Linked DNA regions of Homo sapiens: regions 1 and 2 are each linked to region 3. The links are chromatin loops, found by intact Hi-C in ENCODE. Cell type or tissue: A673. All regions are shown on one strand.

What was found. Hi-C counts contacts between places; a loop is a spot of excess contacts. Peaks named below come from ENCODE experiments on the same cell type or tissue, not always from the same donor. Only the 100,000 strongest peaks of a DNase experiment are listed, where the experiment ranks them.
Region 1: it touches region 3 in a loop (2.0-fold over the local background); 2 of 110 quality-filtered maps call a loop at or near these places.
Region 2: it touches region 3 in a loop (2.4-fold over the local background); 2 of 110 quality-filtered maps call a loop at or near these places.

The regions. Positions count from the first base shown.
Region 1 is chr4:16,638,067-16,646,066 of GRCh38, reverse strand. All of the region lies in intron 2 of LDB2 (LIM domain binding 2), which reads left to right. Among named protein-coding and RNA genes, the nearest start is that of LDB2, 260 kb to the left of the region's middle. In A673, a CTCF peak has its summit at 3,002 (motif pointing left); a DNase peak (open chromatin) is centred at 2,966; H3K27ac peaks cover 726 bases.
Region 2 is chr4:17,089,929-17,097,928 of GRCh38, reverse strand. No RefSeq gene overlaps it. Among named protein-coding and RNA genes, the nearest start is that of LINC02493, 92 kb to the left of the region's middle. RefSeq lists an enhancer at 4,666-4,755. In A673, no CTCF peak of the experiment used is centred here; DNase peaks (open chromatin) are centred at 1,938, 2,958 and 3,568; H3K27ac peaks cover 6,700 bases.
Region 3 is chr4:16,913,335-16,921,334 of GRCh38, reverse strand. No RefSeq gene overlaps it. Among named protein-coding and RNA genes, the nearest start is that of LDB2, 19 kb to the right of the region's middle. RefSeq lists an enhancer at 2,110-2,927 and a silencer at 4,478-4,557. In A673, CTCF peaks have their summits at 4,397 (motif pointing right) and 6,937; DNase peaks (open chromatin) are centred at 4,404 and 6,914.

The DNA.
Region 1 (8,000 bases), 280 kb after region 3:
AATAACAAAATTTGGGGGTATAAAGAGCGTCAAAGGATGTCTCATTCTATCTAAAGAATCAATGCAAAGTGCTAAAAGAGATTCTAGCCCCAGAGTGGGTGCTCTCCACTTTCTGAGGCCACTCGGATGTCTGCCAGCCACCCGGAATGGCTCTCAGACTAATTACTTACATTCTGCTGATTTTCAAGACAGCTCTTGAAGTAGATGCTGTTATCATTCCATTATACAACCAAAAACATTGAGACTTAGAAAGATGAAGGTAAAGACACAGCTACCAAGCAACAGGTCTGAAATTTAAACTCTGACCCAAAGCTCATGTGATCAGCTACAATCCTGGATGTGCCAAATAGAAAAAGATCCCTGCTTCTGTTGATTCTGAATATACCTATCTTAACCTGAATTTACCTCCTGTTGCTTATTTCTCTCGGGTTTTCTTTGAGTGTAAGTAGGTAAAACATTACTCTGTCAGTCTTGCTTATATTTGAATCTACCTAACCAATCCTTTTTTTTTTTTTTTTTTTTTGAGACGGAGTCTCGCTCTGTCGCCCAGGCCGGACTGCGGACTGCAGTGGCGCAATCTCGGCTCACTGCAGGCTCCGCTTCCCGGGTTCACGCCATTCTCCTGCCTCAGCCTCCCGAGTAGCTGGGACTACAGGCGCCCGCCACCGCGCCCGGCTAATTTTTTTGCATTTTTAGTAGAGACGGGGTTTCACCTTGTTAGCCAGGATGGTCTCGATCTCCTGACCTCATGATCCACCCGCCTCGGCCTCCCAAAGTGCTGGGATTACAGGCGTGAGCCACCGCGCCCGGCCACCAATCCTTTTTTAAAATTACTACAGCTATTGTAAAAGGAAACCTCAGCCACTGTGTGAATTAGCTTAGACTCTGAATTAGTGGAGTCAGAATCCTCGGGACTTGATCTTTTGCCTAAAAGGTGTCATAGCTATCAATGCACTTATTTGCCTGTGCTCCTTTTTGCCAAAGCCTAAATTAAACACAGGTAATGTAGAGAGTTGGGCAGGGGGTGATTTTATTTTGTTTCAACAATAGTAAGAGTTTTTCTGTTTCCAACTTAAGTGTTTATGCTTATGTCTATATATCAGTTGGGCCACTAAGAGCAAATGAGGTTACCTAAAGATACCTAGAATAGTAACAGGATGAGGATGAGAGTGGAAGAGGGAAAATATAAGGGTGCCTGAAAGCTACTTGACCTGAATATCTGATATGGAAGATGATCGGAAAAGAACTAGTTTAATAGAAGAGGATAATGGAAGCTAAAATGTGAAATTATGAAAGAGAAACCTTATCAGAAAGTGTAAGACAAAAAATTGGTTCATGGCCAAGTGCAGTGACTCATGCCTATAATCCCAGCACTTTGGGAGGCCAAGGCAGGTGGATGACTTGAGGTCAGAAGCTCAAGACTAGCCTGGCCAACATGGTGAAACCCCGTCTCTACTAAAAACACAAAAAAATTAGCTGGGCATGGTGGCACATGCCTGTAATGCCAGCTACTCGGGAGGCTGAGGCAGGAAAATCCCTTGAACCCAGGAGGCAGAGGTTGCAGTGAGCCAAGATCATGCCACTGCACTCCAGCCTAGGCCATAAGAGTGAGACTCCATCTCAAAAAAAAAAAAAAAGAAAAAAAAATTGGTTCATGTGAAATACCTAATGATTAAGTTGGTCATGAAAAACGAAATGGACATGTTACCGGATTTAGGGCCTAATGGCATTAGATCAGCCCTTTTTTAAGAAAACACCTGGAGCTTGGGATGAAATATTGAAGTGCAAGTCCCATCATTTGTGTCTCTACACTGGTTGGCATTCTGTATTCAAAAATATTCTGTCAAAACCAGAATTTACCAAAGTGGCAGCAATAAATCTCACACACACTCTCCCACTCTTCCAAGGTATAAACAGAGCTTCTTCAAACGGGAGTACCATACTTAATGGCATTCCAAATGGATGGGTTTCTCTGTCAGACCGTAGACAGCTGTGCTGTGAGAGTGTTCATAAACTGTGTGTGAGCAATTGACAAGTTGACAAAACATTGACAAAAAACAATTACTCAAGAAGCAGCACTTGGAAGGGCTGTTTGTTGTTTAGGAGAGACCAAAGAAACAATGAAAAAGCATGGTTAGGTGCTATATTTGCCATTGCACACACACAAAAATTATTTCTCAGAATGCATCTCAAGACTCTGTAAGAAAAAAGCCAGCAAATAAAATGATGTATTATAATATGCTAAGTTTATTCGTGACACTTTATTTGTGAGATGCATTTAATTACTGGGCAGGGTTTTTTTTTTATTTAAACAACGTTAATTACGCTGTACCAAAGACCAAAATGAAGAGGTTGTTTTAAGATGTTTCTATGGCAAATAATACTTGGAATAGACAAAATATTTTGAAGTGCTTAGATACAAAATGTATTTTATTAGCTTGAAATAATTACTATATTTTTAGGCATGATCTGCATACTCTATTTATTTTGAGAATAATTTGCCTTCTTGGTTTGCAAAATGCAAAGGGATCAGAGTTTTAGTGCCATTTAACAATAATAAATAATAATGATAATGATGATAGCAAAGAACATTTAGGCCTTATTTTGTGCCAATTAGCCATGCTAAATGTGTTACTTGCATTGTCTTAATGACTTCTTGATACCTGTCTGTGAGAAAAGAACTATTATCAATCCTTTGATATGGATAAGGAATCTGAAAATAGGAAGCTCAGAGCAGTTATATTGCTTTTTGAAGAACATACAGCTAGTAACGGAGTGTGGCATTAGGATTTGAACGTAGGTATGTCATGCTCTGGGTGGTGCAGTTAGCACATATGGAGCCTCCATTGGAATTAGGAAAAAGTGCCCCCCCCACCCCATCCCACCCCACAAAGATACTTTTATCCCTATCTGTTAGAGAATTGTTGTAATAAACCGATTGTGTGGTAGACGAAGACAGCTTACTGCCATCTACCGGGAAATTGTTGTAATAAATATACATACAAGTCTATGATATGAAAGGTGTTCTTTAGAGGTGGCTCTGCCAGGCATCATACATGGAGGTTAAGGTGTTTAACCAATCCTGCTATTCAGGTGGAAGAACATACTCATTCCCTAAAAAGAAAAAAATTAAAAAGACTATCTTCTTGCCACCCCTCTACAATTTTCTTTTTTATTCAAACTTGAGCCTGAATGAAATGCTATGTTGATCTTGATGTGAATGATTTATTTGTCCAATGTCTATTCACTGCTGAGGGTGGCAGTTACCCGTGGTCATCTATCAAGCAGGCAGAGATAATGTCTGCTTTCCAGGAGCTCATAATCTAAGAGGGGCAATAATTAAACATATCCTTAAGAGAAAGGTCCATGGGCTTCCTTTCAAGAGCCACCTCCAAATGATTGATCATGGTCACCTGGAGAGCCACTGTCATTGAGGAGGAACAGGGTCCTGAAGCTGGGTCCATGGAAAGGAAGCCCAGTGAATTATTATTAGTTCAGCGATAATGTTATCTTGTTCCTTCATGCTTTTTTGTGAGATTTTCTTTCTTTTCATTTTCAATTTATCTCCTTCTGGTATTTGATCATCTTGTCTCTGAGCTCTAAGTTTACTAAATTCATGTTTCTATCAACTTCTGTATCATGAAGTTTTTATGGGTATTTCCTGTTTTTTCACATTTTTTTCCATTAGGAGTGGGTTTTTGTGCGTTTACCTGCTATGTTCTCTCCTTTTCTTAACATTTCCTTTTCCTGTAGTATATTCTCATAGTTACTATACAGTTCTTTGTCATATTAATCATGCTAGAAGGTTCAGACTTACTAGTTAGCTCAGTAATGTAGGCATGATCTCATTCCTCTCTCCCATATTATCTAGGACTGCTATGAATTTCCCTCCAAGCACTTGGCTTTCTGAGGCAATTTGGTTTCTGGGAGATGAGACCAAGTTTTGAAGTTGTGCTGTGTTGCAACTCTCCTTTCCACTTCAGAATTGTCTTATTTCTATTTTTGGCTACCAGTTCTTAATTTTTTTCTGTTTTATTTTTAGTTGACAGGCAATAATTCTACATACTTATGGATACTTAATTTTCTTTATACTAAGTCATGCCCCCTCCCCCACTTTAGTTACTTTTAGTAATTGTTTCTTGCTACTATTTTCTTTCCTTTGTTAATGTTCTTTCATATTAAGGCAGGTGCCCTGGCCCCTGGTCCCAGCTCTCTGCCTTGTTTTCAATGTGACTCTGTGTGTCCTTTTTGCTTCTCAAGTACTTGCTTTCCCAACACAGTTACTGACATAGTTTGTATATGTGTCCCCCTCAAATCTCAAGTTGAAATGTGACATCCAGTGTTGGAGATGGGGCTTTGTGGGAGGTGATTGGGTCTTGGGGGCGGGTCCCTCATGAATGGCTTAGTGCCATCCTTGTGGTAATGAGCGACTTCTTACTCTGAGTTCACAGGAGATCTGGTTGTTAAAAAGAGTCTGGGACCTCTCACTTCTCTCTCCTGCACCCCTTCTCTTGCCATGTGATGCACCTGTTTCTGCTTCACCTTCTGCCATGAGTAAAAGCCCCCCGAGGCCCTTACTGGAAGCAGAGAAGATACCCATGCCATGCTTCCTATACAGCCTGCAGAGCCATGAGCCAATTAAACCTCTCAAGTCTCCCTTTATAGCAAAGCAAAACAGACTAACACAGTTACCGTGCCCCTGAGCTCTCACTCTAGAAACTTCCCCTTTGCTTTCTTTCTCATTGAACATGCCTTGTTTTCCACATAGGTTCATTTCCTGTTCCTCTTGTAGATAATAAAAGGTAAGCTCCTTTATGTGAAATACCAGTTTCCTACCTGCCGTCTCCTGAAATAAAGTCAGCTTCTCCTAAAATGGCCTTTTCATTTCTTTCTCTTAAAATATTGTCCATACATCACAGAGATATCCTCTCCTTCTCCTCTACTGCCAAACTCCCTAGTCAAATCCAAAATGCTTCCAGTTTCCATCTATGTCCATCTCCTTGGCTTTGTTCTTTTTTTCCTTATAGTTTTCAACTTCCCACCATCATTTGGAACTGGTGTCCTGTTTGTCTTAAATGGGTAATCATCATGGGGACAAGGACTCCAAGCCTAGAGTGAAATTTGACTCAATTTAATGAAAACAAAATTGTCTTGAAATTGTTGAATTTGAACTAAAAATGACAATATTTCCTAATAAGGACCTATTTCAAATAGAAATCTTAGATCTAAGATATCAAATACATGGTTCATTGACAGCCTTCTGGCATAGAATCTACTCTTTTCAGAGGAAAAGGTAGAGCAAGACTATCTGAGTTTGATCCTGTATCTGTCAATTACCAGCTGTGAAACCTGGGCCAAGTCACTTCACCTCTTTGTAAGTAAGTTTCCTTATACAGAGATTGAAGATAAAAATAATGCCCACTTCATAGATTTTGCTGTGCGGATTATATTACTTAACATATAACAAGTAGTTTTAATAGTGTCTGGCTGGTAGTAAATGGTCACAAAATGCTAGCTGTTACTATTCTTTCCCTTCACCCCATGGATCTGAGAAATAATGATGAAGAAGGAAGACTGAGCATTCATCCCTAATATTGTCCTCGTGGCATATTCCTCCTCCTAAAAAGTCAGGATTGTTCCTGAAGCCTCTCTAATAGCCCAGCAACTTAGAAGGTCCTTCATATTTCAGTTAACGATCTATAATCCACTAACTATCTAAGGAATTTCCATTATTGCACTGACTAGCTTATATTACAGTTCTCTATTACCCACCTCCTTCACCAAAAAACTATTAGTTCATCTGTTTGTTCAATCTTCAAATATTAAATATATCTTTTTTGTACACCCACAAGGTAGAATACTTGTCCTCTTATCCCTTGTAGAATAGAAGGGTTATAAGTCACTAAACAGATGATTGGGTAATGCATTCCAACTGACATAACTACTACAAAGGAGAAAGCTAGGGTGCTTCAAACATGTAGAAAGTAAAGTGGCACAGAGTAGATGTTTAGCAAATAATTAACAGAAGGATGGACAGATGGATAGATGAAAATTTGGGAATTAGCTAACTTCACTGGTGTGAGAATATTGTAAAGTTGTTTGGAAACAGATGGACAACATATGCTATTTGTCATCTTTATCTCCTGCAGGTGTTTTGCACAAGTGTGAGCGCTGTGAAGCAGAGCACATCTGCCCATTGCCTCTGGGTCTCCTGCCCTTAGGGCAGTGCTAGGTCCCTGGTTATGTATTTATTGAAGGAATGAATTTAATGCAAAACAGGGGCTACATTTCAATAATTACAAAATAACTCTGGGTACGGTGGCTCACGCCTGTAATCCCAACACTTTGGGAGGCTGAGGTGGGCGGATCACCTGAGGTCCGGAGTTTGAGACCAGCCTGACCAAACAATGAAATCCCGTCTCTACTAAAAATACAAAATTAGCCAAGTGTGGTGGCACATGCCTTTAATCCCAGCTACTTGGCAGGCTGAGGCAATAGAGTTGCTTGAACCTGGTAGGTGGAAGTTGCAGTGAGCCGAGATCGTGCCATGGCACTCCAGCCTGGGCAACAAGATCAAAACTCCGTCTCAATAATAATAATAATAATTCTTTTGGTTTCAGATTCCCCTGTTTTCTTTCATCAAACTTACTATTCTTTTCTTACTAAAAGATCTGTTTTTGCCAGTTTTGTATTTAGATGTTACACCTGTCTTTGGGTTTTGTTTCATAGTGCTCTCTGAAGCCAAGTCACGCCCATGCTAAATTTCTATAGACCCAATTGTTAGCACAATTAGCTTTTTAACCTTTAAATTATTTTACATGGCAACAGAAATTGGGCAACCATTGTTTTCTCCCAGACAACATCAGAAACATTTTACCTAGAGTGAATTCTACATATAATCATTCAGGGGGAAAAATGTGAAACCAAGTAAGGATTATAATACTTAGTTTATTCTTCTCCTTTGGCAAACTTTATAAAAGCTCTCAAACTTTGCTCTGAAACTTGATTCAAAAGTTGAAAGATCCAAGCCTGAGTTATTTTTGCAACTACTCTTTTTGCAACATCAGGGAATGTTTCTCTGTTTTTAATAGGGAAATGTTAAATTTCCCTCTTAATATTTAATTAATTTTAACAGAGCATTAAAAAAGGATCTTACCGATTCCAAATTGGAGATTGCATCTCTGTGCTCCCACAAAACCCGTGTTGGTTTCTATCACAGGACACATTGCTCTTGTCTTAGTGTATCAATCTGTGCCCTTGTTTGTGCCAAGTACCAGATGATAAACTCCTCGAAAGCAGGAAGAGTGAGGTGCCTACCTTTATGTCCTAGTACCCAGCACAGTGCTTGGCAGGTAGAAGTTATTCACTGGATATGTTTTTGCTGAATGAATACATCAATGAAAGGAGATGCAGACTTTAAATCTACGGTATAAAAAGGGTTGTAAAATACAGAAGCAATACAAATTAATTAGAAAATAAAGTGTTGACACACTGGATCCCATTTAAGTGTGCCTATCTCCATTTCATTTTTGAAGTTCTTTGGGTTTTGCTTGAGATATTCATTCCTCCTTTCCCAGAGGTTCCCTGCTCTCCAAGCAATCTGAGCTGGATCGGGCTGCGTTGGACAAGGTGACTTCTAAGCTCTATTCGTACGTTCATTCAGCAAATACTTCCAAAGCGTTTTCTCCAGACCCCCTTGTGCTACTGAACGGTGAACGCTCATTTGTAAGAAACATGCATCAGTTACAGCACTTGAGGATGTCACTGTGCCCATTCAACACCACAAAGAGTAGGAAGCCAGGAAGTACCAAGTGAAAGTGTGGGGCTGTCTTTGCGTAGTATCCTGCTTTTTATTTCCTGCAATGCTGAACCCCTTTCTAATACATTTTCTAGCAAAATCCATAGTTCCCTTCTTTGCATTCTCATGACTCTTCAGTCATTTGCAATCATGGAGCCCTTCTCATGTGCCAGGGACTACTCTAGTAAGCATTTTATGTTTT
Region 2 (8,000 bases), 180 kb before region 3:
GACTATTTAAGTTGGGTACTATTTTTATTATTATTCCCTTTTTAGAGATCACGAAACTGAGACAGTTAAGAAGTGGAGCAGGAATCAAATGCAGGCAGTCTGGGGTCAGAACACTCACCCAAGCCAATGTGCTATTCTGCCCTCAGTCGGTACCAATTCCCTTTTTCTTCCCAGTTTTTCTTCATAACACAATTTCTTAAGAGTCTTCCATCTGCTTGTGAGGTCAAACTAGGTCACTGCTTAATCTGTCTATTTACCTTAAAGCTTCATAATTCAAAAACCTCCACCGTAGCAGATTGTCCCCTTTTTTCCTGCTTGCTCTTTCCTCCTGTGATTTGCATAACAGAGTATCTCACATTTCTTGAGCCTTAGCTCAAGAGAGTCAAATGTGCTCTGCAGTAGAAACAGGCATGAAAGAGAGGGGAATGTAGTAGAAGGAAGATAACTTCAATATCTGACCTATTTTCTTCTTTGGTGTTTGACACAGGAATGACTTTAGAAGTACAAAGTATAACTTGAGGGACTATGGAAACTTTAATCATTCTGGTATAATTTTTCAGACAATTCTTCCAACTAAAAAAATATTTTCTGTACCATGAAGGTGAATTTTTTCTTCCTTTTAAAATGCACATGTTCATGAAAAAGAAATGCGCATGACTTCGATAACATCAGAGTGTGAATAAGTTTATTTCTGATACAAAAGAAACACCCAGAGTTAGAGGACCTTGTTTCTCAGTCCCTATTCTGCCGTTTTCTGGCTTGGTAGCTTTGGGTCAGTCACTGAAGTTTCCTGAGCTCTAGATTCTTCACTTGTAATATGCTTGCCTTCCTTGTGAGACTCTGAGGATGATACACCATATCCATAAAGTTCCTCATGCATGGTTGGGTTGAACATACTGCAGTGTGACACTAAACAATATCTGTTATTGTGAGCAGGAATAGCAGGAGGTCCCTGAGTCTTTGTCCTGTACTTAGGTGTAACCTCACCTTCATAAAGCTGTGAAATTTCTTCATCTGGGGAAAATCTCACATTCTTTACAGGATTCTTATGACGATTAAATAACAATGATGTAAAATGACGTCGAAGATATCAGTTGCCAGTAAACACAAATGATTATGATTGCTACACAAATCCTTCATTCCAAAGATATTTCTCGAGTGGAAAACATGCTGCGTGTCAGAGAAGGCATGATTGTAATCCTTGTTACTATATTCTGGGGGTAGGTATGAAGGTGGTAATGCAAGCTAATGATTCATAAAAGGAGGCAAGGGTAGTCAAAGGTGGATGGGGATAGTTGGGGATAGAGATAAGATTAGATGAGGAGAATGGAGAACGGATTAGGGTGATCGAGGGTAGATGAGGGTTACTGAAGATACATGAGGTTGAGAGGAGTGGTCAAGGGTGGATAAGGATAGTCGACATTAGGCAAGGGTAAAGAGGGTTAGCAAGGGGGCTTCTGAACTGTCAGCAGGGAGCATCTGCTGGAGAAGGAAGGAAGCAGAAGAACCATGTTTGGGGACTGCAGCCAGGCCATTTTAATAGGCCCCCTTAGTGAATTAAAGGTGGAGTTCATTGTTGCTGAGGATGCTAAGACATTAAGGGCTCAGGGATTGATTGGCATCTGAGCCTGACAGTGAGGGAGGCTAAAAAAACTGGAATCTGTTCCTAAGTAATGCTGTATCATGTTGTTATGTGACAAGCACCCAAAGGCAGCCGATTTTTCATTTTTCCTTTAATTAAAAAATTTTCATGATATTATAGATTGACCTATCTCTTGTCTAGGCTGTGTGAGGAAGGAAGGAAGGAAGGAGGAAGGAAGGAAGGAAGGAAGAAAAGGGGAGGGGAGGGAAGGGGAAAGGAGGGGAGAGGAGGGGAGAGGAGGGGACAAGAGGGGAGAGGAGGGGAGGAGAGGGGAGGGGAGGAGAAGAGAGGAGGAAGGAATTCCCCTTAAATGGCTATATCTCTAAATGGCTTCTGGTGTGATGAGCTAACAACTTACTCCACAGGGGGAGCCTGGATGGGCTGCAGGGCCAGGTTGTGGTTGCTTCCAAAGATGGGTCTAAAACAGAGGACCCCTATACTCTCTGTCATACCCTTCCCCTCTGCTTCTGCCATACCCGGAATCACCAGTTTATCATAAAAGTTTAGAATACGTGACCATAGAAAGATTAATTTCCTGAAGTGCTTGCTGTAGGTTTCATGCTAAGATTAAGTCTCAAAAGTGACTTTTCAAAAAGCATAGATCTGATTGCATCACTCCCTGCTCCAAAACTTTCCATGGCACCTCCCTGCCTATGAATAAAGTTCAAATTCCCTAAAATAGTGCTCCTTGACTCCGATACTACCTCTTTGGTTTTCAATGCCATTCTTCATATCTCATACTCCCGATCTGGTTCCTGGGCCAGTCACCATTTCCCAAACAGACTCTGTGTTTTTTCAGCCACGTGCTTTTATCTCCATCCCAAAATGATCATGCTGTGGGTCCCTGTGGACTTCACAACTGTCCTTTGACACATCCTTAGAGGACAATGCACTCCATTCCCAGGGGTTGCCAGAGTCTATAGGGATCCAGTACCTTCTTTTGTCTAGGCTCACATATCAGTTTTGCTATAGGGTCTTTATAAAGGCGGATGTGAATTTGAGTTTAATCCTAATTTACAACTTATACATTCCTACTTCCAAAAGAAAGCATTCAAGGTGGCAACTGTATATTGTTGTTTATGGAAACACATCTCCTTTGCCCTGCCCAAAGTGTGGGGTTGCCCATGTTAGATTCCTGTGGTGGTCATCATTTTGATAAGTATTGCAAGCATCATGATTTTATTTCCTGGCTTTTGTTTGTTACAGATATTTCTGTCTCCCTCAAGCCAGCCTGTGTGCTGACTCGCTTGGCAGCATGTTCAAGATTGAAGGACCCCTCCTTTCCCCATATGCGTAACCTATCCTGGATTTTAATTTCAGAGGAAGAGCCATAAATATGTGTCCTTCAGTTTGAAAAGCCACACTAAGAATCCGGCAGCTGGGCAAAGGAGGATAAAGATAAGGTTTCCTAAGGCAGGAAGAAGGGGGCGCGCAGCAAAAAAGCAAGAAGGGATCCATAGTGTTGATGCTTTGCATGCTGGATTCTTGCTGCACTTACAGACTCCGTCGTTCCATTTAGGAGGTGGGAGGGAGAAGAGTCCTCAGCACATGCAGAAATAACAAATGGCCATACATCTCTTACTCCAAAAGAGAAGGGCAGGCAAGATCTGCAAATGATCTGATTTCTGCTGGCTAAGCAGGAGGAGAGAAACATAACAGCAGCCTCCTCCAGCTCTGCAGAGCTGGGACTCAGCTTCCTGACTTCAACTTCCAGCCCTAGATACTTCTCTGTGACTTTTCAGGGCATATTTGCCCTTTGTATCCAGGCTCCCCTTCAGCCTGCATTTCTTTGGTAATACTTTGTGATTGCTGGCCAGTGGTTATTTTGTGGGATTGATACATAGTAGCATTGCAATTGTGCAGGAGGCTTTGTTCAGAGAAACATTGTGTTTCCATGCCAACAAACTCCAAGAGGCTGCCAATCTTCCTTCCTTCCTTCCTTCTTTCTTTCCTTCCTTCCTTCCTTCCTTCCTTCCTTCCTTCCTTCCTTCCTTCCTTCCTTTCCTCCCTCCCTCCCTCCTTCTCTCCCTTCCTCCCTGCCTCCCTCCTTTCTTCCCTTGCTCCTTCTCTCTCTCCCACCTTTTCCTTCCTTTTACCTCCTTTTTGTTTTTTCTTTCCTTCCAAATGTTTCATGTCACACTCAAAGTGCAATTGTCAGAAGGACAAGCACAGTAGGAAAGAGGCTACAAGGAGAGGAAAGGCTGTGAGAATGGTCATCATAGTTCATTCAAACTGCATGTTGCCCTTTCAGTTTTAGGGTTTTTAACATGTCACACAAAAATAATTTTATACATATACATAGAAAAATAATTTCCTGAGTGCTAATTTTGCCCAGAAATGGAAAAAAAATAGTCATCAGGAAATTCATACAATGCTTTATGCCAAAATTAAGTCTCAAAAGTGACTTTTCAAAAAGCAGAGATCTGATTGCAGCACTCCCTGCTCTAAAACCTTCCATACAATGCAGGATACAATGCATCCTTCATACAACGTGAAGGATGTTAGGGGAGCTTTTGGTTGACGGTGTGGACTTCCTCAATGAGACTGGAGATAGCATCTCATGTAGAGAGTAAGAGAGAAGGTGGCAGTGGAGCGTGCTTTGGTAGAGGCAAGGTCCAGAGGTAACACGACCTTTCTCTTGTTACCAACGAAGCCAGTCCTCCCCAAAATGGGATATTTCCCTTTTCAGTGCTGTGAAGCCAATATGCAAAACTGAAAGTGAGCATTGAGTGATAGAGATTTTATTCCACAGCCATGGAATTGAGAGGCAGGAGCTCAGCTCCCAAATCAACCTTTCAGCTCATGAGAGCTGGGAAGCCAGAAATATAGGACATATTTAGTGAAAGGGCTGGGCATTAAAAACAAGGGGAGGGATATTCATATCTTTTCTGGTAATGGGCAGACAACTTCTGGGAACCAGAGTACTGCTTTCCTTTTTGTCTTTTTATAGTTTCTTCTGGTCAGTGTCATGGTGATTGTCAGCTGTCATGGTACTATGGGAGTGTCATTTAGCATGGAAATTAGGTTATAACAAAGTTAGAGGTTCTTCTTAGGTCAAGAGAGCTGCTGTCTTAGATCTCACAAGTCTTGACTGGTTTGGCCACGAAGGGGAACTTCTGACCACAGGCATCCTGTTTCCTAAAGGTCAGTAGAGTTAGGGCAGGGTAGAAACTCACCTATGCCCTGTAAGCTTTACACTGGTAACACTCCAACCTGAAGGGAGGATAATAATTTTAAGGACACAGACCATTTTCTTAAGTCTTTACATTCCTACTCCCTACCCGACCTTGTCCAATACACTTCCTTTCACATAGCAAGTCCTCATTAAATTTTTAGAGATGAATCAGAATGAGCCCCTTGGCCTCTTCCTGGCAGTGCTTGCCTCCTTTTCACTGTTGTTCCCCCATCCCATCCCAGTTACATGCTGATTTACTAAGCTGGGCTTGACTGTGCACTGACATTTAGTTTGTAGGTGATAGACACCCAACTCAAATTGCCCTGAGGGGAAAAAAGAGGGGAATATTTTCTCACAAAACTGAAAAGTCTAGGGAGAAAAACCATATCCAAAAGGCTAAAAATTGCCATGAGGATATAGAGTCTTTACCTCCCAAAGGTCCATTTCTTTCTGGATGAGGGTCATTCTCCTTCCCTGTAGTGGCCCTCCTGAACTTCAGGTCTGAATATCAGGAATGGACAAAGTGCTTCCTTATCAAATAGTCCCAGCACATAGTGCTGATTGAATCTTCTTTACTGAGATTGTACCAAGTGCCTATTTGTGAACCAGGCCAAACCTGAGATTTGTGTCCACCTCAAAGGCAAGGGAGGGTGTTAAGACCACCTAAACTCAGGGATTAAAGTGGAGAAAGGGTGGCTTTTGGAGGAAAGTTGGGGTGCTGATAGGAGAGAGAATAAAGATGAACACCAAGGAGGAAAATTTGGGGATTGAAACAATCATCAACCCACCTGGTATAAATTGTCTTCTTTTTTATATTTGATGGTGACTGTGAACTTCAAAGTGGCATTTCCTTGCATGTGGCCAGTTGCAGGTGGCTGACAGTTCAGCACAGATGCTGTAATGACTAAATCAGAAAGTCCATTTTCATACTCTCTGTTCATCCATTCCCAAAGATGTTTATGAGCACTTAGATTGCAGCTTCCGGACACCAGGAGAAAACATCACTATCACGCGACGTTATAATTCTAATACCAGTCATTGGGAAAGGAAGCATAAATGATAATAATCTGGGGAAAAGCCATCTCTCCTTCTCATTTCCTGCCTGTGTGCCAGGCTGTGCTCTACTTTGAAAGGAAGCAGGGGGAGCATATTTGAATGTGTCCTTCCGTCACTATCAACACTGTCACTGCTGTAGTTCCAGTCTTCAAGGTCTTTTTCTGGGATTACTCTTTGGTCTCCCAAATCAGAGTTCCAGACTGTCCTCTACTTACCTTAGTGCAACCTCCGCTCTGGTGCTTGGGTGATCTTTGGAAGGCAAATCACAGTGCACAACAACACCCTGCAGACCTAGTCATGTCATTCCGGTTGCTCACCTGTCTAACTCTAGCAGGATTATTTCTCAAACATTCACTATTTGCCTCCACATTTTACAATATTTTTAGCTGTATCATGTACCATCTTTACAATGCTTTCTTTAATATTTTCTTTAAATGTACTCTTATTTTAAACTTGCCCTTGTCCTAAGCAATAATTTTCATTACATTTCAGTTTTGATGTGTTGCTTTTTCTTCATTGAACATGAAGGAAAATTAAAATAAGTAAACAATGATTTTTAAATGTTTCTAAAATGATCTGCTATGCCAACAAGGGTAACATGCTCTTTTTTGGGAGCACTAGCCCTCAGGATTAAATCCCAAGATGAGATAGCCTTAGGTCTTCTTGATCTGGCCCCAGATCACCTTTCTGGCCTTGTATCTTACTCCAGTTGGTTCTCCGGGCTCCAGGGATTTTGCACCCTTCACATATCGTGATCCCTTAGGCTCTGTGCCTTTGCATATACAGTTCCTTCTACTGGAATTATGCTCTTTCACTTCCTTCTTTGCTGGACAGACCATTTTTACTCTACAGTAGTCACCCCCTTCGTGAGACTCTGCAAAGTGATTATTGTCCCTTCTACTAACAGTTGATTCAACTGTGAGCTGGACATATTGTACTGTGTCTGTGGATTACTCAGCCAACTTTCTTTTTTTCCCTCAGTCAGAAGCTCCCATCAGGTATGGGGAGAGGTGATATGTATATGTATTCTGGAGCCAAGCACAGAGACACCCTCATGAAGGTTTGCTGTGCTTTCTAGAGTCCTGCTTGGTCATATCTGTTCATTTTCTCCTTCCTCAATACCAGTAAAGATCATTTTACTTTCAGAAACTGCAACAGTAGGTATTTGCAGAAGGTCCATGGCTCATTCTGTGGGTACCATGTCTGCCCACAGAACAACCCATTATGATTAATTCCACAAAGCAGTGATCCTTGCTTCTTTTCTGGTCAGTTATAACAGAGAGTTATATACAGAATGTTCCTATATGTGATACTCTACCTTGGAAAAGCACAGGGTTATTATCTACATTTTCCTAAATGGTAACCATAACTCCATCTCCTCCTTTCTCACCCAAGGTAGCAAACTCAAAATGGCAGTGAGAGTTGTGTTACCAAAGAAATAAAGTGGGAGGTAGAGGTTGCAGTGAGCCGTGATTGCACCACAACACTCCAGCCTGGGTAAGAAGAGCAAAACTCTGTCTCAAAAATAAATAAATAAATAAATAAATAAATAAATAAATTGCAAATATTTTAAATTGTTAGATTGGTTCAAAAGTCACTGTGGTTTTGCCATTACTTGTAATAATTATTTTTAGCAAAAATCACATGTGAAACATCTCACAACTGAGTGACGTTTTCCCCACTATAATACAAGCTCCAGGAACACAGGTATTTTGCTCGGATTTTTTTTCCCTACAAGTACATTCCCAGCATCTGGGCAAAATGCCTTAAACATAGTAGATGCATGGGAAATATTTGTATTAAATGATTTCACTCATGTATTGCTGGCACAGCACTGGATTGTGTGAGTGGAATAACTGAGTGCTTGTAGGATGGGTTAAGGGAGGGGAGATATTACAAGGTAAGAAGATGTGCACAAAACTTGATCTATAGCCTAAACTCCTTAGAGCCGTGCATAACTACACTCCAAATGTGCACTGATGCTCAATTCATGGCTGCTTGTCATTGTAGTTTTGTTTTTTTTTTTTATTTGAAATGGAGTCTCACTCTATCACCCAGGCTAGAATGTGGTGGCGTGATCTCAGCTCACCGTAACCTTCACCTCCCGGGTTCAAGCAATTCTCCTGC
Region 3 (8,000 bases):
TTATTTCTTTAATGCGCTATTGGGTTATGTTTGCTAATATTTTATTAAAGATTTTTGCATAAATATTCAGTAGTGTGAATGGTCTGTATGTAGTTTTCTTTTTTGACACAATTTTGTCAACTTATACCAATGTTATATTCACTTTATAAATCCATTTAGAATTTCTCCTTATTTTTATCATTTATTCTTTAATATCATATGAAAAATGCATATTCATTGAGAAGCCCTTTTAGCATTCCAATGAACTGAGGTTGCCTATCTACTAAGGAAGGCAGGTAACATCTCAGTTAACTGTATAAAAGAGACTGTCGCCGGGTGCGGTGGCTCATGCCTGTAATCTCAACACTTTGGGAGGCCAAGGCGGACGGATCAAGAGGTCAGGAAATCGAGACCATCCTGGCTAACAGAGTGAAACCCCGTTTTTACTAAAAATACAAAAAATTAGCCGGGCGTGGTGGCAGGCGTCTGTAGTCCCAGCTACTTGGGAGGCTGAGGCAGGAGAATGGCGTGAACCCGGAAGGCGGAGCTTGCAGTGAGCGGAGGTCACGCCATTGCACTCCAGCCTCGTCAACAGAGAGACTCCATTTCAAATAAATAAATAAATAAAAATAAAGACTTTGTCTATGAATGAGGCTTAATGCTGCAGACAACTGGTCAGACTCTCAGAGCTATTTTTCCTCATTACAGAAGATTGGATGGCACATAGCATATGCTCAAAGATGTTCGATATTATGATAAGATGACAAAAGGAACATAAGCCTGATGAAAATCATGAATCCTAAATTAAAATCAGTACATGTGGTCTGGCAACAGGATACGATATTTGAAACTGGGACTATCCCAGAAACCCCCAGATGTACAGTTATGGCTCCTATAGACTCCCTAATGTTTAATTGAAGTTAACCATTTGTCCACATGAAAAGAGAGGAGGAAAGAAATGAACTAACCCTGAGAGTATTTACTATGTGTGAAGCTATATCCTAAGGGCTTTTCTCCCTTGATCTTATTTAATCCAAACTAAGAACCCTTAAGAGTAGTTATTAGTTATTATCACTAGATTCAGGTGAAGAAACTAAAGCTTAGCATAGTTCAAGTAACTTTTTAAAAGTAATTGTCAAATTCATGAGATAAGAAAGTGACAGAAAGGAAACCAAAAAGAAACTGGGACTGTTGGTTACAGAACCTACTTTTAACTACTACACAAGGAATCTTTTCTTTTCTGAGTTTATTAGGGGTAGTATACCTTAGTAGCAAAAAGTTAAAAAAATAAAAATAAGACAAAAAGAAATGAAAATAGTATGAAATTTCACCTTTTGAGAAAATGTTTCAAATGCCTTCTTCCAGGACATTTCTTGTCTAAATTCATTCATATAAATATGCACATATAAATGTTTATGTGTGTGTGTGTATATATATATATATATATATATACACACACACATATATATTTTAGCAAAGATGGGCAAAAAAGCTATAAATACACGTAGAATTTTGTTAACTTTTTAAAAAAATTGTAGAATTTTCAAGTTTTCAAGATTCTGCTTTTTAAATTTTAATAACACAATTTCCCTTCTTGCTCAGAAGGAAAACTTGATCACCTTTTTTGTGGACTCTGATGGCTGGCTTTGATTCCTCTGCCATGCCACTGCTTCTTAAGAGGTTGTACACCCCAGGCGCAGTGGCTCACGCCTGTAATCCCAGTACTTTGGGAGACTGAGGCGGGAGGATCACGAGGTCAGGAGTTCGAGACAGCCTGGCCAACATGGTGAAACCCCGTCTCTACTAAAGACAGAAAAAAAAAATTAGCCAGGTGTGGTGGAGTGCGCCTGTAATCCCAGAAATACGGGAAGCTGAGGCCGGAGAACCGAGAACCGCTTGAACCTGGGAGGCAGAGGTTGCAGTGAGCCGAGATTGCACCATTGCCCTCCAGCCTGGGCTACAGGGCAAGACTCATCTCAAAAAAAGAAAAAAAAAAAAAAGAGGTTGTATATATTTTATACGTAAGAGTGGGCGAAAAAAGGGTTGCGGAAGGATAAAGGAAACAGTCCCTGGCAAATGTAGGTAGTCAATAAATGTTTGCTAACTGAATTAAAGAATGCATGCTAAGTTCGATCTTCTTATATTTAAATGCAATTATTTCATCTTTGTAGCAAGTAATAAAGGATTGCAAGTTTCTGGGGGTGGGGCCACTTTCACTCCTGTCCCCGTGAAGAGACCACCTAACAGGCTTTGTATGAGCAACAAGGCTGTTTATTTCATCTGGGTGCAGGCGGGCTGAGTCCGAAAAGAGAGTCAGCAAAGGGAGATGAGGTGGGGCCATATTATAGGATTTGGGTAGGTAAAGGAAAATTACAGTCAAAGGGGGTTCTCTGGCGGGCAGGGGCAAGGTGGGGAGGGGGTGTCACAAGTTGCTCAGCGGGGGAGCTTTTAAGCCAGGATGAGCCAGGAGAAGGAATTTCACAAGGTAATGTCATCAGTTAAGGCAGGAACAGGCCATTTTCACTTCTTTTGTCATTCTTCAGTTACTTCAGGCCATCTGGATGTGTACTTGCAGGTCACAGGGGATGTGATGGCTTAGCTTGGGCTCAGAGGCCTGACAGCCACTACTAAGAAATGATTGTAATTATATTATTGCCTCCACTGGCTCCACTATTGAAAGTGAAATGATGAAGGAGTTCAACAGCTCACGTATGAGGAAGTATATTTTAGGGGCCTTTTTGTGCTTCCTTTCCTCCCCACCTCTTACTCAGCTAATGATCTAATGGTAGGAAAGCAGGCAAAGGCCATAAGCAGGCAAGTTCAGAATAGAAAAATATACAGATGAATGATTGTCATGAAAATACTTAATCTCACTTATAGTCAAAGAAATGTCAGTTATTACAAAATACATAACTGTGAAATTATTGTATATGTGCATTATACATTTTGGTGGACACTGACAAATTGTCTTCCAAAAGGACAGGACCCATTCACACTCTTCCCCAGTGATTACTATGGCCATTCCTCTACTTCTCTGACAGACGTGAATTTTTTCTGTTATTAATCTAACAGAAACCAGCATTTTATGTTGATTTTCATTTTCTTGATTATAAGTGAGGTTGAATGTCTTTCCATATTCTCAGTGGTGATTTGTACTGTGTGAATTGTTGGTTTATATCTAATGTTCATTTTCTATAGGATTGTTTTCATTTTCCTATTGAGATATACATTTTAAAAAAATTAAGGCTATTAATCTTTATTCATTTATTTTGCAAATATTGCCACCAAATGTTTTATTTATCTCTTAACTTGGCTCACTGTGTTATACAAACGATAATTTCATTGCCATAATTATCAATTCTTTCTCCATTGACTTCCAGGTCTTATGCTTGACTTTGGAATATATTTCCCATAGAGATTTTTTTCCCATTGCAATATTATCAGAATATCCTTCTTTGGCTGGGCGCGGTGGCTCCCGCTTGTAATCCCAGCACTTTGGGAGGCCGAGGCGGGTGGATCACGAGGTCAGGAGATCGAGACCACGGTGAAACCCCATCTCTACTAACAATATAAAAAATTAGCCGGGCGAGGTGGCTGGCGCCTGTAATCCCAGCTACTCGGAGAGGCTGAGGCAGGAGAATGGCGTGAACCCGGGAGGCGGAGCTTGCAGTGAGCTGAGATCGCGCCACTGCACTCCAGCACTCCAGCCTGGGTGACAGAGCGAGACTCTGTCTCAAAAAAAAAAAAAAAAAAAGAATATCCTTCTTTAAATATCCTCCCCGCCTTTTTTTTTTTTTTTTTTTTTTTTTGACAGAGTTTCCTTCTTATTGTCCAGGCTGGAGTGCAATGGTGTGATCTTGGCTCACTGCAACCTCTGCCTCCCAGATTCAAGCGATTCTCCTGCCTCAGCCTCCCAGGAAGATGGGATTTCAGGCGTGCACTACCACCCTCGGCTAATTTTGTATTTTTAGTAGAGACAGAGTTTCACCACGTTGGTGAATTCCATGAAGAACTAATAAAATATGGCTGTGCAATGAAGAAAGTGGGTTTCTGTAGATTGGGTCATTAGGGAAGACTCCGATGAAGAGGTGGTGTTTAAGCTGAAACCTGAATAATGATCAGAAGGTAGGCTTAGAGTCTGGGCAAAAGAGAATCCCAGAGAGTAAAAAGCAAGTACAAAGACCTTAAAGGGAATTCTAGTTTGGCGTATTTGAAGTCAGAAGGAAGGCGGTAGAACTGGGAAGAGGAAAGACATGGACGTGCTCAGAGATGTACACAGGGTCCAATAGTGAGTGGCCTCACAGAGACTGGTAGATAGCTAGGGTTTATTCTAAGTGATAAGGAGACATTGGAGAACTTTAAACAAGGACACCCTGTGGTGTGATTTAGAATTTACATTCGTATGCTTGCCCTCCCTGAGGCTGCCACTAGAGGGAGACAGGAGGCGCTGAGGCAGTCACAACGCAAGCTCCCCAGGTACCGCCCCTGCTCAAGGGAAATCACCGTGCATTCAGGCCATTACCTGCTATAAGGGCAGGGAATGTACAGGAGGGAAACCGGCTGTTCTGACTGGGGAAAGAGGGCCGGAACTTTGTGTCGTTTTTAAAAAGGCGGGTTATCAATGGATCTGCTCATGTCATCTCTTTGATTTTGTTTGTTTTCATTGTTTGATTCTAAATAAGCAATCATACTCCAGATATGAGGGTCGGCGTGCCACTTTCTGTTGTCCATATACTGACCACACCAATCTGTAGGGCCATTGTCCCCTCCCCATTGAGTGATGATCTAGTTCCCAAAGCAGGATTCTCCGGACCAATCTCACAGCCCCCTCCCCAAAACCCACAGCCTGAATCTTGGGAAATTGTTCAATTTCACCATAACCTTAAGCAGAGTCCTATAAATAACTAAAATGTATGGCTCAAATTCTTCTGCAGTAAACACACTGGAAAGAAAAATGTGCAGTCAAACCAAGTTCCAGTAGATGAGGAGCTTATTTTTTAAACTAGGGAAACTAACACATTGAAATTCACATAAAGCAAAATAATTGGGATTGTGCCTTAGAGTTTAGCATAGCAGGGGTTGAAGGAAACAAGCTGGTATGAAGACCTCAGCAGCAAAAGAGAAACGTCTTCAACATTTTAGGCTCAGAAGAATATCTTCCTCACAAGGGAATGTGGTGTAAGATCTGGGTCACTGACCATGTTGACTACTGAAGCTTGACACATTGTGGAATTCTAAGACAACCGTGTTGCCATTTACATGGTGAATAAAAGGGATTCCAAAATTTTTAACTTGTTTGAGGAAACACACTGCTGTAATAAATACTCCAAAGGCAAAATTAATGTCATTCAGCGACTGAGAGAGCGGTGGTAACCCACTTACTCCCTGAACTAGAAAAGTAAATGACAACCGCAAGTTTTATCTTTAAATAAAGCAAATATAAATGAGTATTTTTCTGTTAAACATCACTCGAAATGTTTGTGCCAAACATAAAAAATAAGTGTGTGTATAGGATTTATACACACACTTATCTTTTATGGCACCATGTTGTGTGACTTAGAATTTACATTTGCGTAAATTTTGGACTTAAAGAAAAGTTGCAAAAATAGTACAGAGAGTTGCTGTATGCTCTTCACCAAGCTTCACCTAATGTTAACATCTTACACAGTCATGATACGTGATTTAGTTAATGCTCACCATTTATTCTATACAAGCCTTCAGTGACTGGATAATGCCCACCCACATTGGGAAAGGCCATCTGCGCTACTCAGTCCACTAACTCGAATGCTAATCTCTTCCAGAAACACTCTCACCAACACACCCAGAAATAATGCTTAATCAGATACATGGGCATTCCATGGCCGTCAAGTTGACATAGAATTAACAATCGCAAGTCCACCCCTTGTCAACTTGGCACCCACACACATCCTCTTAAATCATACTTATTCTCCAAATAAACAGAATTAAAAGGTCAAAATTCCACCAAATGTTATACAACTATCATGTGTAAAACCAGAAATGCACTAACCCCTTCCACAGAGGAGGAAATAAAGTCCTTGAGTGATGTTAACTCTTCTGCTTGATATTTTATGACTTATAAATTATGATGTAGTTAATAATATTAAATACTATATTATAAAGTCAACACATCTTATAATATGTGATAAGAAAATAAGAAAGGGAAGAAAACAACGTTTGCTTAATGCACACATACACACACACAGACATACTCGTAACAAAATAAGGAAGAAATACTCATGACAATGACAGCCTTCATTTCTGTAACTGGTCACATGGCTGTAGCCAGTGTTTATAATGACCTTTTTCCACTACCCATTCTGTATTCCTCTTGCCTTCAGCAAACACCTCAGCTGGCTGTGGTTCTTTACCTGTTGGGGTGGCCCAAACTTTCATTTATGAAGGTCCTGAGCTATTTGTAGTCCTTCCTGGATTGGGTCACTCTTCATGGACATTAATCACAGGGCATGGTGACACTAAGAGACATGCTAAGGAATCTCCTACATTCCATACATCCATAGTGGAGTAGCAGTTCAGTTTCCCCTTGGAAGTCAGGATCACTCACTCCAGGCAGTACAAAAACTCCTTTCTTTGCCTGTTGATTGATTTGGAGTCCTGAGGAGCCCTAAATGGCTGGAAGTCTTAACTTCCAGTTCAAAAGAATCATTTTTGTGTCTCCTGATGGAAGAACTTCTCCCTTTGGAACTAAGACCTCTAGGCCAGCAGAGAAGAGGTTGCAGGAACAGGAAGCAAAAATTTTGCTAGTGGGTCCCTAAAGGTAATAGTGAATGGTGACACTCTCATTTCTACCCTTTGATTCCTGGACCCATGAATCCTGGCTATAGGAGGAACAGTACTATATACTGGATGCTGACTGAGAGACTTACATAGTCTTTTAGAAAGCCTTGCCCCAGCCCTGCCTGGTACTGCCACCTAGCTGACATTGTTACTGAGTTTTCAACAGGCCATTTCACTGATCTATCAGTGCAGCTGCTAGAGGATGGTGGGGAACATGGTAAGACCAGTGAATTCCATGAACATGCACCCAGTACCACACTTTCTTCTGAAGTGAGTTCCTTGATCAGAAGAAATACTCTATAGAATGCCATGACGATGGATAAGGCATTCTGTAAGTCCATGGATGGTAATTTTGGCAGCAGCATTGCAGCAGAAAAGACATATTCATCTCCAGAGTAAGCATCTATTCCATTAAGAATGAAACACTGCCCCTTCCATGGTGGAAATTGTCCAATGTAATCAACCTGCCACAAGGTGATAAGCTGATCACCTCAAGGAATGGTGCCATATTGAGGACTCAGTGTTGGTCTCTACTGCTGGCAGATTGGGCTCCCAGCAGAGGCCATAATCAGATTGGCCTTGGTGAGTGGAAGTCCATGTTGCTGAGTCCATGCATAGCCTCCATCCCTGACACCATGGTCACTTTGTACATGAGCCTATTGGGTGAAGATAGGGTTGCCTGGGAAGAGAGGCTGACTGGTACTCACAGACTGGATCACCCTATCTACTTGATTATTAAAACCCTCATCTGCTGGGGTCACCCTTTGATGAGCATTCACGTGGAACTAACATATCTGCATGTTTTATGCCCACTCAAAGAGGTCTATCCACATATCTCTTTCCCAGATTTCCTTGTCACCAGTTTTCCAACCACGATCTCTTTAAGTCCCCGATCATCCAGCCAAACCAATAGATGCAGCCCATGAAGTGTATATAATCGCATATCTGGCTGTTACTTCTTCCTGGCAAAAAAAAAAAACCCAGATGCATTGCTTAAAATTCTGCCCACTGGAAGGATTTCCATCTACCACTGTCCTTCAGGATGCCCCAGGAAAGAGCTGTGGTGCTGCAGCTGTCCACATTCAGTGGTGCCTGCACATGATGCAGAACCATCGGTAAACCTGTTCCAAGCCTTCTCTTTCTCTGTCAACTGATTGTAGGGGACCCCCCATGAGGTCATAAGTCCAAAATGGAAAAGAGAAAGC